Linked DNA regions of Homo sapiens: region 2 is linked to region 1. Evidence: read pairs that join two places in POLR2A ChIA-PET (ENCODE). Cell type or tissue: GM12878. All regions are shown on one strand. Links, peaks and the distances in the headings refer to the core of each region. The heading gives the core; the rest is flanking DNA.

Region 1 (6,885 bases), core at 2,442-4,941:
GATCGCGCCACTGCACTCAGCCTGAGTGACAGAAACTCTGTCTCAAAAAAAAAAATGTATATACACACACACACACATATATATATATAAGTCATAATGTGTACTCAATACAGGAAATATTAACAGCATATTTTACATTTTTTCCATACTAACTGCTTATTTTGCACACACAGCACATCTCTCATCTCAATGTGAACAAGCCACATTCCAAGTGCTTGGTGCCATGTGTGGCAAGTAGCTACTGAAATGGACAGTGAAGAAAGGGCAATTAAGAGCAGAGCCCTTTAGAGGCCTGTTTCTTTTTCTGTAAAAATGAAGCTATTATCTACTTCATAAATTTGCTGGAACACTAAATTTGACAACGTATTTTAAAATACAAGAACTGACAAATGGGTGGCACCTGACAAAGTTATCTTTATTCCTAGTAAACAAAGAATTGAAATTAAAGGTTTTCATCTCAGACATACATACAAGCAAAGAAATCTGAGAGACAGCAGAGCATAGATCTCTCTCCCCAGAAAGAGTCTACCTAGGGGCAGGTGGTTGGGGTAGGTAGGGCCAGATGATATAAACACCTATAAAGCCTCAGGAATTTTCCGAGCCTGGAGCTGGAAATCAATCAAGTTCTACCAAAGTAATATATATACTCTTACCAAACACTACTGATACAGTTTGAATATACATCCCTGCAAATCTCATGTTGAATTGTAATACCCAGTGTTGGAGGTGGGGCCTGGTGGGAGGCGTTGGGGTCCCGGGGCAGATCCGGCATGGCTTGGTGCTGCCCTCACCATAGCCAGTGAGCTCTCTGGATATCTGGTTGTTGTAAAGTGTGGCACCCCTCCCCGCCTCTGCTCACCCTCTTGCTCCTTCTTTTGCCATGTAAGGTAAGTGCCTGTTCCTGCTTGGCCTTCCACCATGAGTAAAAGCTCCCTGAGGCCTCCCCAGAAACTGAGCAGGCGCTGACACCACACTTGTACAGCCTACAGAACCATGAGCCAATTAAGCCTCTCTTCTTTATGAATTACCCAGTCTCCAGTATTTCTTTATAGCCCTGTGAGAATGGCCTAATACAATTACCAAACAGAACAAGTGCTTTAAAAAAAAAAAAGAAAGAAAGAAAAGAAAATCCAAGAATTAAAGACATTAAAGAATTAATAGCCTCAGGAAGTTCCACTTCCAATATGACAGAATGAGGAGCTCCATGGGTCCTCTCCCTGTGAGCCTGGTGAAAACTGTTTTATAAAATAACTACTTAAAGTCTCTAAGAATAATTCTAAGGACATACAACAAATGAAAAGACACTTATTCCAGAAATCTACCAAAAATCTGGCAAGAATGGCAGCAAGAATTAATGGGTTTTAAACCAGGACCCACCCCTCTTCATCCTTGAAACTCAGTAATGCTAAGACTCCACTCCAGACCAGTGCAGCCAAGAACACAGGACGCCCTCCCCACTCAGCTCCCAGCTGGAGGACAAGGACCTCGTCCGCATTTTCCATCCCACCCCCACCTACCCATTGTTGAGGCTGAATTCTGGGTGACTGTTACTGAGACATGTGGGCTCCTTTCTTCCACTCAGGTCCCACTCATGGAACAGACACTGCTGGAACCAGAGAACCCCTGCCCTGGGTCAAGGGCTGGGGGTCCCACACCAAGAAAGTCAAATTGAGGAGACCTGGGGCTGCTGCTTTCCCCCAGTTCCCAGGCACTCAGCTCCTAAGGCAAGGGTATCACCCAGAGACTGGTACACCACTGTCCACAGCCACAGCACAAATGCTGTGGCTCAGAGCGGGGGGGGCGGGGTGAGGAAGCAGACATTTAGAACAAGAGTGCTCCAAAACTCTCCAAAGAAACTGACTTCAAGCCAAAGAGTGCTCCCAAAAACAGTGAGGGAGAGTTCTGGTGAGAGCTAACTGGGAAGAGAGTGGTAAAAGCAGCTGGAAATATGGCCAGAATGTAGATGAGCTGCTGTGCTGGAGAGAAATGGGGACACAGACAGGTGAGGAGGGCCCCTGCTTGGGTCAGAACAAATCTCAAACACGAACCATGGACAGTATCCATTCAAAGGAGCCTGAATGTGATGGGCTCAATTTATAAAGCAATTTATGCCCCAGAGCATTACGGAAGGTGTGCTCAGAGAGAGACAATCAAAGCCATGACAACCATCCCAGGGTAATCCTTGGGCATGCCCAAGGCTGTGGTCACTGCGGAGCAACATCAGAAGCTTCGGCGGAGGGGTGAACACTTCATTAAAATAACCCAGCCAGTCAACAAAGGAGTGAAGAAGCAAATAACAGTAATTAGCCCAGGGGTGGGAGAACAGGGAGACCAGCACCCAGAGTTGCTACAACATATTATCTAAAATGTCCAGACTTCAACAAAAAATTACAAGATATGGAAGAAACAAGAAGATATATAACCTATAATCCAACGACAACAAAAAGCAGGCAACATAAACTGCATGTGAGAGGATCAGGCGTCAGATTTCATAGAAAAAGATCTGTAAGTAGCCATTATAAATATGTTCAAAGAATTAAATGAAACCATGATCAAAAAACCGAAAGAAAATATGATGACAGTGTCAGGTCAAATAAAGAATATGAATAAACAGGCCAGGTGCAGTGGCTCACACCTGTAATCCCAGCACTTTGGGAGGCCAAGGCAGGTGGATCACTTGAGGTCAGGAGTTCGAGACCAGCCTGGCCAACATGGCGAAACTCCGTCTCTACTAAAAATACAAAAATTAGCCAGATGTGATGGCACACACCTGTAATCCCGGCTACTCGGGAGGCTGAGCCAAGAGAATTGCTTGAACCCAGGAGGCAGAGGTTGCAGGGAGCCGAGACCACACCACTGCACTCCAGCCTGGGCCACAGAGCAAGACTCTGTCTGGGAAAAAAAAGAAAAAAAAAGAAAGAAAAAAAAAAAACCACTTCAGGAGGCCAAGGCAGGGGGATCATGAGACCATGCTGGCCAACATGGTGAAACCTGTCTCTACTAAAAATACAAAAATTAGGTGGGTGTGGTAATGCATGCCTGTAATCCCAGCTACTCGGGAGGTTGAGGCAGGAGAATGGCTTGAACCAGGGAGGCAGAGATTGCAGTGAGCAGACATTGCACCACTGCATTCCAGCCTGGCAAGAGTGAGACTCTGTCTCAAAAAAAAAAAAATATATATATATATATACACACACACACACACACACACACACACACACACCACACACACACACAGAAATTATTTTTAAAAACCAAATAGAAATTCTGAAATTGAAAAATAACTAAAATGAGTTCATTAGAGGGGCTCAGTAGTAGATGTGAACTAGCAGACTTAGTAAACTTGAAAACAGATAACAGAGATGACATAATCCAAAGAACAGAAATCAGAAAATGAAAACTGAACACAGCCTCAAAGAAATGTGGGGCCATCAGGAGGCACAACAATATACGTGTAATGGGAGCACCAGAAGGAGAGGACAGACAGGAGAAGGAAAAAATACTCAAAGAAATAATGGCTGACAACTTCCAAAAGGTACTGGAAAATATTTATCTATACATCCAGAAGGCTCAACAAACTCAAATGATAATAAACTCAACGATTTACAAACACACACAACGTAGTCAAAATGTTTCGAAGCCAAAGACACAGAAAAAACCTTGAAAGCACCAAGACAAAAATGACTCATCACCTACAATGGAAGTGCAATAGTTGATTCTCATCAAAACAGAAGCAGCCAGAGGCAGTAAGATGACCTATTCAAAGTGCTCAAAGAGTCCCAAATCCACCAACATGATCTTTCATAAAGACATTCACAGATGAACAGAACAGGAAGAAATCTGTTGCTGGCAGAACTGCTTATAACTGGTTGAATTGTATCCCCAAAAAATATATGCTGAAGTCTTACCCCTCCTTCTGCCACCTGTGAATGTGATTTTATTTAGAAACAAGGCCGAGCATAGTGACTCATGCCTGTAATCTCAACACTTTGGGAGGCCAAGGTAGTCGCTTGAGGCCAGGAGTTCAAGACCAGCCTGGGCAATATATCCAGATCCTACCTCTACAAAAAACTTTAAAACTTAGCTGGGTGTGGTGGTGCACACCTGTAGTCTCAGCCATTCAGGAGGTTGCAGTGGGAGGACTGCTTGAGCCCAGGAGGCAGAGGGTGTAGTCAGTCAGCTATGACTGACTCACTGTAGTCTAGCCTGGGCAAAAGAGCAAGCCCCTGTCTCTAAAACTGAAAAAGCTATTTACAGATATAATCAAGTTCGGATGAGATCACACTGGATATTAAAGAGGGCACTAAATTCAATGACGACTGATGTCTACATAAGGAGAGGGAGATTTGGGGACAAACAGACACATACAGAGGAGAAAGGTCATGTGAAGCCAAAGACTTGAGTTATGCTGCCATAAGCCAAGGAATGCAGGAAGCCAACAAAAGCTGGAAGAGGCAAAGGATTCTCCCCTAGAGGCTTCACAGGGAGTGTGGCCCTGCTGGTACATTAATATGGACTTCCGGTCTCCTGACCTGTGAATAAATTTCTGTTGTTTTAATATATCCAGTGTGTGGTGTACTTGGATGTATAGATTCCTATCTTTTAGCTATATATTTGTATATGAATTTGGCAATTTTCAGCCATTATTTCCTCAGATTTTTTTTCTGTCAATTTCTTGCTCTCGTGGGTCTCCTATGTGTATATAAGTACACTTGGTGGTGTCCCGTAGGTCCTTTAGACTCTGTTCATTTTTATGCATTGTTTTGTCGTTCTGCTCTTCCAATGGGATCATCTCAATTGACCTTCAAGTTTGCTGATTCTTCTGCTTGCTCAAATCTGCTACTGATCCCCTCTAAAGAGTTTACTTTAGCTACTGTACTTTTGAGTTCCAGAAGTTGTTTCCTTCTAATAATTTCTTTATTAATATTCTCTACTTCTTCATATATCATTCTCCAGATTTCCTTTAGCTTTTTGGTTCATAGTTTCCTAAAGCACGTTAAGCATATTTAAGAAGGTTAAAGCATCTGTCTAGTAAATCCAATGTCTGGGTATCCTTGTGGTTTCTATTTCTTTTTCTACTATGAATGGGCCATACTTTCAGGCTTCTTTCTATACAATGTAGTATTTTATTTACTATTTACTATTTAAAACTGGATATTCTGTACATTGCAATGTAGTAACTCTAGAAACCAGATTCTCCTTCCCCAGAGTTGCTGCTGTTACACAATGAAGGTTGCTGTCCATTTGTTTAATGGCTTTTTAAAACTACTATTTATTATATTCCTTAAGTGTGGTCACTGAAGTCTGTCTACTGTTATCTCCCTAATCAACCAGCGACCTGGTAGATTTCCTTAAATGCCTGCATCCAATAAAAAGGAAAAATGAACAAAGCTGAGGAGAAACTGCTTCAGCAGAGGGGGATGAAAATAACAGAGAGAGCCTCTGTACCAGCCCATCAGTGATGAAAACCAATGTTAGGTTCTCAAGTTCCAAAACGGTTGCTTCCAACAGTTCTTGCCAGGTCAATAGTTGTTCCACTGGAAGGACTGGCATCTGGCATTTCCCACTTGACTACCTTCTGTCACATCACAGACTGGCAGAGAGGATTAAAAACAAACAAGCAGCCGGGCGCGGTGGCTCACGCCTATAATCCCAGCACTTTGGGAGGCCGAGGCGGGTGGATCATGAGGTCAGGAGTTTGAGACCAACCTGACCAAGATGGTGAAACCCCGTCTCTACTAAAAATACAAAAACTAGCCAGGCTTGGTGGCGAGCGCCTGTTATCCCAGCTACTCAGGAGACTGAGGCAGGAGAATCACTTGAACCCCGCGGAGGTTGCAGTGGGCCAGAGGTTGCAGTGGGCCAAGATCACGCCACTGCACTCCAGCCTGGGCGACAGAGAGACACTCCGTCTCAAAAAAAAAAAAAAAAAAAAATCCAACTATATGCTGCCTATTAGAGACTCACTTTAGACCCAAAGACACTAATAAATTGAAAGTGAAAGGATGGAAAAAGATATTTCACGCAAATAGTAACCAAAAGGCAGCTGGCAAAGTTACACTAATATCAGATAAAATATTTTTAAATCCAAAATTGTTTCAAAAAGAAGGAATACTGTATACCGATCAAAGGGTCAATTCATCAAGATATAACAATTATAAACATATATGCACTGAAACAGAACACCAAAATTGATGTAGCAAATGTTGACAAAAATGAAGGGAGAAAGAGACTGATCTACATTAATACTTAGAGAATTCAACACCCCACTTTCAACAAATATGAAATCCAGGTAAAAGATTAATAAGGATATAGAGGACTCAAATACTATAAATCAACTAGACCTAACAGCCAATACAGGGTACTTGGACCAACAAGTGCAAAATATACATTATTTTTAAATGTAGAGGATGCACTGTCCCTGATACACGTTAGGCCAAAAAATAGTTCTTAATGAATTTTAAAACATCAAAAGTCATGCTTCATGAAAACAAGGAGCATTCCCTATCTATGAAAACAGAAGCAAAATCCCAATATTTTATAAGCTAAAAATTTAGCTTGTGACTTTTTTCTCATTAAGACACAGCGAAGAAATTAGTACTTAATCACAATCATCCATGGCAGACATTGCTAATTAATTAGAGCATCCACTGGGTGCAGTGGCTGGAGCCTGTTGCCCTAGCTACTTGGGAGCCTGAGAAGCGAGGATTGCTTGAGGTCAGAAATTTGAAGCTGTAGTGTGCCATGCTCATGCCTGTGCATGGCCACTGCACTCCAGCCTGGACAAAACAGTGAGACCAAAATAAGAAAAAACGAAAAAAAAGAGCATCTAATTCTGCTGAAACCAGAACATCTTTTTGCCAGGCTAGCTAATAACAAGTATTA
Region 2 (6,260 bases), core at 3,719-6,218, 1.1 Mb before region 1:
CATCTTTTATGCTAAAAAGTGTGTGTTGTGAGACCCATCATCTTGAACTAATGACTCCTCTTCTACCTGTTAGCTTTACTGACCTTTTATCTGGAACATAGTAGTAGTTCAGTTCTTTATTAACTTTTTTGCATTCTTTGGCCTTGTTTCCACCTCTGGGAAGATTCAGATTGTCTCTGCTTGAATCTGCTCAGATTTATTCTACAGGTATGGAGCCCAAGTCTTTTCTTCTGTCCTTTGCTCTGTAGCAAACAGGGCAAAGCTTTGTAGTTGTGTCAGTCTCTCCTGACCTTAAGGTTCTGTTGAAGGAAGATTTTTTTCCAAGGCAGCGTTCAGAAACTCCTTCTCAAGGTTGCAAGATGATTCCTATAAGTTTGCGAGCCACTGCTGAATACATCCGTATGTCAGGATTCTTAGTGTTTACCTCTCCTGGGTCTTATTTGGCTTGCGTGAAGCATATTACACTGATGGTTTTGGTTACTTTTACTGTTTAGCTTGCCTTCTATTGCATTTTCGTTAATATTCTAATTTTTACAATTTTATAGAACTCCAGTTAACCCCAAATCATATTGGGTTTTGTTTGTTTGTTTGTTTTTGTGTTTTTTGAGACAGAGTCTTGCTCTGTCATCCAGGCTGGAGTGCAGTGGTGCAATCTTGGCTCACTGTAGCCTCTGCCTCCCGGGCTCAAGTGATTCTCCTGCCTCAGCCTCCCAAGTAGCTGGGATTACAGGTGTATGCCACCGTGCCTGGCCCCAAATCATGTTTTGTATCATTCCAAAGTACCTGTCAACATTTGTACTTGGATTATTGTTTTACTGTAATTAGTGTGTACTTATATTTTATGTCCTTCTTACTTTAACAGTTCATCTTGTGTACATATATTTTTCTGGTGCCGGGAAAAATTGTCCAAGACTTGGAACTGGGCAAAAGAGATGCAGATGTCTGTTAGTGGAGTCCTGGATGGGCAAAAGAGATGCAGGTGTCTGTTAATGGAGTCCTGGGCATTGTGTGGTAGATCCTGGGGATTATCAGGTCCTGGAGGAGTATGTGCCTTTGACTGACTTTCCACTGCCTAGGCCCTTTTACATCTGTGTAGAGTTAGAGTTACCTTGGAGGAAGTAGAGAGCAATGCAGATGAATTTTATCTAATAGAGACACAATTGACTTCCCCCGTATAAAAGATAACCCTAACATTTCATTTTATTTTCCCATAGGATATTATGCAGTTTCACAGATTGATTTTAGGATTTTTGATTGTCTGCGCTCCTCAAGTTCTCCTTTGACCTGGCTTTAAGAGAATTAAAACCATGTGGCTCTGCTACTGAAGGACATAAGGGACAGACAGAAGCAGGGTGCTGAGAAGGGAGCTGCAGTCAGCAGGCAGTGTAGCATTTGCTTTGGGCTGAAGTAGTGAACGTGGGTACTGGTGATGTGAGAGTTCATGTTAATGCTCATAAAGGTCCACCAACATACAAGACAGCTCCCAGAATTAGTCCTGCCTGCCTCCGTCCACTCTCTAGATCTATTCACTAAATTCAGTATCATCAGAGGCAGGAGATGATAGGGAGAACAAGCAGGACAAGAGTTCTTAAATACGGAGATGAACAGAGAATTCAAAGACGAACAAACATTTGAGAAAAGCCAACACCGTGAGAGGCCCCAAACTCGGTGTATTACTCAAAGAGTTAGTAGACAAAAAATATTTCAAGGAGACTTTTAATATATTATCTAGGGGATTTTCTTTAACAGAAAAACTTAAGGATATCTAGTCCTCAGTATTGCCAGAAATGCATGCTGCTGAGTCATTCTACACCATTCAGAGCTGGTTACCACTTTTAGAAGCAAGCTAGTATTATAGTGTGATGCTGTAAAAAAAAAAAAAACAGAAAAAAACCCAAAATAACAAAAAATAAACAAAATACAACAAGAAGAGTGATAATTACGAAGGTATTATCTGACAAAAAAGACTTTCATTTCTGAAGCAAATTCTACACATACACTTTGATGATGAAGTTGATGAGCTGACATGGCCTGATCTCTTACACCATTGAAGGAGCTGTCTTCTTTCTTTCCTGTTATGGGTAAGAGCAGTGTCTAGAAGGGATAGGAATGTTTTCATGCACTACCTGTACATGAGTCCTAATGAAACTGCATAGCGGCAAATAAAACTAGAAAGTCAAGCTCAGCTGAATTTAAAAATAGATTATTCAAATAAAAAAATTTAACAAGGATGCTGGGTACAAGGATTAATATATTTAAAAAAATCAATAAATACCAGCAACAAACTGAAAATCAATTATAATAGCAAGACAGCCTAAGGTATGTTGAAATAAATCTAACGAATGATATTTAAAGCCTTTATGGAAACAATAATGGAAACAAAAAATCTTATTGAAAGATGTTGGTTGGACACAGTGGCTCATGCCTATAATCCCAGCACTTTGGGAGGCTGAGGTGGGAGAATCGCAGGAGGCCAGGAGTTCGAGACTAGCCTGGGCAACATAGCGAGGCCCTGTCTCTACAAAATACAAAATAAAAAAAATTAACTGAGCCTGGTTGGTGCATGCCTGTAGTCCCAGCTTCTCGGGAGGCAAAGGTGGGAGGATTGCTTGAGCCCAGGAGTTTGAAGCTGCAGTGAGCCATGATTGTACCACTGCACTTCACTTTTGGTGATAAAGGAAGACCCTGTCTCAAAAAAAGAAAGATGTTGAAGAAAACCTAAATAAATTGATAGATATTCTGTGTTCATAATTTTTAGAGTTTTTGCAATTCTAATAAAAATTCTGCAAAGTTTTCTTATAGAATGTGACAAGCAGGTAGTAAAAATTTAATGGAAGTGCAGAAAGCCAAGAATAGCCGGAGCAATTTTGAAGAACTAGGTGATGGAACTTCCTCTATCAAATATTACAAGATAGGCAAAGAAACTGAATAGACATCCAAAGTCTATCCAAAGAAGATACACAAATGGCCAATAAGCACATAAAAAGATTATCACCATCACTAATCACTAGGGAAATGCAGATCAAAACTACAATGAGGCTAGGCCCAGTGGCTCATTCCTGTAATCCCTCCATTTTGGGAAGCTGAGGCAGGAGGATCACTTGAGGCCAAGAGTTTGAGACCAGCCCGGCCAATATGGCAAAACCCTGTCTCTAGTAAAAATACAAAAATTAGCTGGGCATGGTGGCGTGTGCCTGTAATCCCAGCTACTTGGGTAGCTGAGGCGGGAGAATCGCTTGAACCTGGGAGGTGGAGGTTTCAGGGAGCCGAGATTGTACCACTGCACTCCAGCCTGGATGACAAAGTGAGACCCTGTTTCAAAAACAAACAAACAAACAAACAAACAAAACTGCAATGAGATACCTCCTAGTAGGATGACTACTAGCCAAACCCAGAAAACAGCAAGCATTGGTAAGGATGTGGAGGAATTGGGAATATTGTGCATTGTTGGTGGAAAGGTAAAACGGAAGAGCTGGTGTGGAAAACAATATGACGATTTGTTAAAAAATTAAAAATGGAATTACCATCTGATCCAGCAATTCCACTTCTGGATATACATCTAAAAGAATTGAAGGCAGGAACTCCAACACATACATGTACACCCATGTTCATAGCAGCATTATTCACAATACCTAAATGGTGGAAGCAATCCAACTGTGTATGATGAATAATGAGTAAACCACACGTGATATATCCATACAATGAAGTATTATTCAGCCCTAAAGAAGGAAATTATGACACATGCTACAACGTGGATGAACCTTGCTAAGTTAAACAGTCCAGTCACAAAAGGACAAATTCTATATGATTCTCCTTAAATGAGATACCTATAGCATTGTCAAAGTTGTAGAAACAGAAAGTAGCATAGTGGTTGCCAGGGATTGTGTATTGGGGGGGAAGTTATTGTTTAATGGGTACAGAGTTTCAGTTGGTGAATATGAAAAGCATTCTGGAGATGGGTGGTGGTGATGGTACCATAACAGTGTGAATGTAGTAATGCCACTGAACTGTACACTTAAAAATGGTTACGATGGTGAACTTTATGTTATGCATATTTCACCACAATTTTAAAAAACGCAAATGGATGATAAACATGGCAGTGTTTTGTGGTTACCTGTGGGTAGGTTGGTGCAGAAGGTTGACTTGGTTGGGAGGATGGTCATGGTAATGTTTGTTCTAGTTGGGTAGTATATCCATGGGTATTTAATAGACATGTAAAGCTAAATAGTAAACTTTTATTTTAAAATAGAAAGGGAAAAGGGTGATTTGTATCCCTTGATGATCAGCTCACATTAGCTAAACAGAGGCTGATACATAAAACCAAATGCCAACTTGCTGATTTTCAATGGAAAAATATATAAATATATTAATAAAATACTAATATGTATGTATGCATCTGCACTGATACCTGCCCACCCAAAGTAGCTATTATTTATTGAGAGATGCAGGAAATGTGGAAACCTGGGAGAGAAGGGCCCAAAGGAGCTAACGGGGGACTAGTCTGGAGTGAGAGCAGGAAGCCGGAAGCTTTCATGTACATCTTTCCTATTTTGTTCACTGTCATAAAGGATCTTCTGTGGTGTTTTGGAATTTCTAGTGCTTTTTGTGTAAAGTATTATTTGCCACATAAGCAATATGATGTTATTACCTAAATTGTCACGTGGCATTGCTTTTTATTATATTTTAAAACTTAATATCTTTTATGTTTCACTGTAATAATAAGTAATAATGCTAATGATCTTTCTTTTGTTGTATCTTTGTTGGAGTTTGTGCCTGAGTGTTTCATGAAATGAAAGTGGATATTGGCTAAGATGGTCTTCTGCATTACAGGTTTCTTACAAGACTGAGCATTTGACCTTAGTATGAGCTTGCTTTTATGGAACTGAAAACTAACGTTCCAGTAAAAGAAGCTTTTAGGTCCTTTACTAAAATCATAGGTTTGTCTTGTTTCTTTTAAGCATTCTCCCCCACTTCCTCATTTCCATGTGGTGTTGTCTTTTGTGACTTATTTCTGTCACTGGGGAGGTGGGGGTGAAGGGTGGAGGTGAAGGGTAGGGGTGGAAAGCACAGGGCCCTGAGGGCTGACAGACCTGAATTGAAAGTGAATTCTGGCATGCAGGCAAATTATTTCACTTTTGAGTGTGAACTTTGTTATGTGTAATCAAATTTACCTTTTAATATATTGCAAAGATTCAGTAAGCACGTATAAAGCAACTAGTAGGAGCTCTGCAAGTGTTAGTTCTCATTTCTTCTTTTCTATGAATTTTGAACTGAAGAATTATTAGAACAAAAATAGAAGAAAAGAGCCTTACTAGTGAACCAGTGAATTATTTGATGTGATTTGGTGTACTAAGAAATATTTTTTTCCCAAATTCAGAATTATGTGTAAAAATTTTGATATCTAGTTACCATAGTCTTTTTATAATTCAGTTCTTTCATTTACATATTGAAAACATGTATTAATTCATTTGTAATCTGGAGGATTTTTATTTGTCTAATATCATGGGGAATTTCTGCCTACAAATTTTAATGCAATGGAGATGTTAATTCAATGAACTGGCAATGTTGGTGTTTTTATTTTAGCTTACCCCAAGCACTTTCTTTTTGTCCAGCTTTAACAGCTTGAGCATCTTATAGTTTTAATTTTTTCATCTTGTATAGACCACATTAAGTATATTTGTGTATAAAATAGACTGCATAGCATATTAATATTAAAAAACATTTCACTGTTTTACTATAGACCTTAACAAAGCTTTTCACAAAGCCGTTTTCTCTGACGTGAGACCAAAGCTTTTTCGTGTATGCTCTTAATGATTACTTGGGAGCAAAGGGAGAAATGTTTGACACTCTCTAGAGATGCTTATTTGTAGTTTTTTCATGGCTTAAAATAAAATAATTAATACCTGCTTTTATTTTCTGTTCTTTATTAGTACTTCTACCGATCTTCCCCTGATGACTGTGTATATGTTTGGTGCAATCTTGATGCCATGCTGAGCAAACCTTATTTTAATGTTACTGAGAGACCCTTTTTGTTAAGTGAAAACAATAGCTTGATATTTATTTTAAATGTTCTGTGAATGTAGAAGTTTTCCCAGGCTTCCTAATGGGTAGAGACATAGTGTATGAAGTGGTTTTTACATCCCTTACAGGAGGGCAAGATGTCCAGGCAAAACCTTGTTTAAATGTTCATCACCATAGAAACATGACAGCTTCTCCATAGAGCTTTTGTAAGTACATTGTAATTTTCACTTCATTGATGT

Evidence for each region. Peaks named below come from ENCODE experiments on the same cell type or tissue, not always from the same donor. Only the 100,000 strongest peaks of a DNase experiment are listed, where the experiment ranks them.
Region 2: POLR2A ChIA-PET joins it to region 1 with 6 read pairs; 2 of 35 experiments call an interaction of 5 or more read pairs at or near these places.

What each region holds. Positions count from the first base shown.
Region 1 is chr7:155,657,436-155,664,320 of GRCh38, reverse strand. The region is part of intron 1 of RBM33 (RNA binding motif protein 33); the gene reads right to left. Among named protein-coding and RNA genes, the nearest start is that of RBM33, 16 kb to the right of the region's middle. In GM12878, for the core only: no CTCF peak of the experiment used is centred there; DNase peaks (open chromatin) are centred at 3,397 and 3,700; H3K4me3 peaks cover 1,245 bases; H3K27ac peaks cover 1,825 bases.
Region 2 is chr7:156,779,622-156,785,881 of GRCh38, reverse strand. All of the region lies in intron 5 of LMBR1 (limb development membrane protein 1), which reads left to right. Among named protein-coding and RNA genes, the nearest start is that of LMBR1, 110 kb to the left of the region's middle. RefSeq lists enhancers at 1,309-1,378, 1,679-1,728. In GM12878, for the core only: no CTCF peak of the experiment used is centred there; a DNase peak (open chromatin) is centred at 4,941; H3K4me3 peaks cover 437 bases; H3K27ac peaks cover 2,439 bases.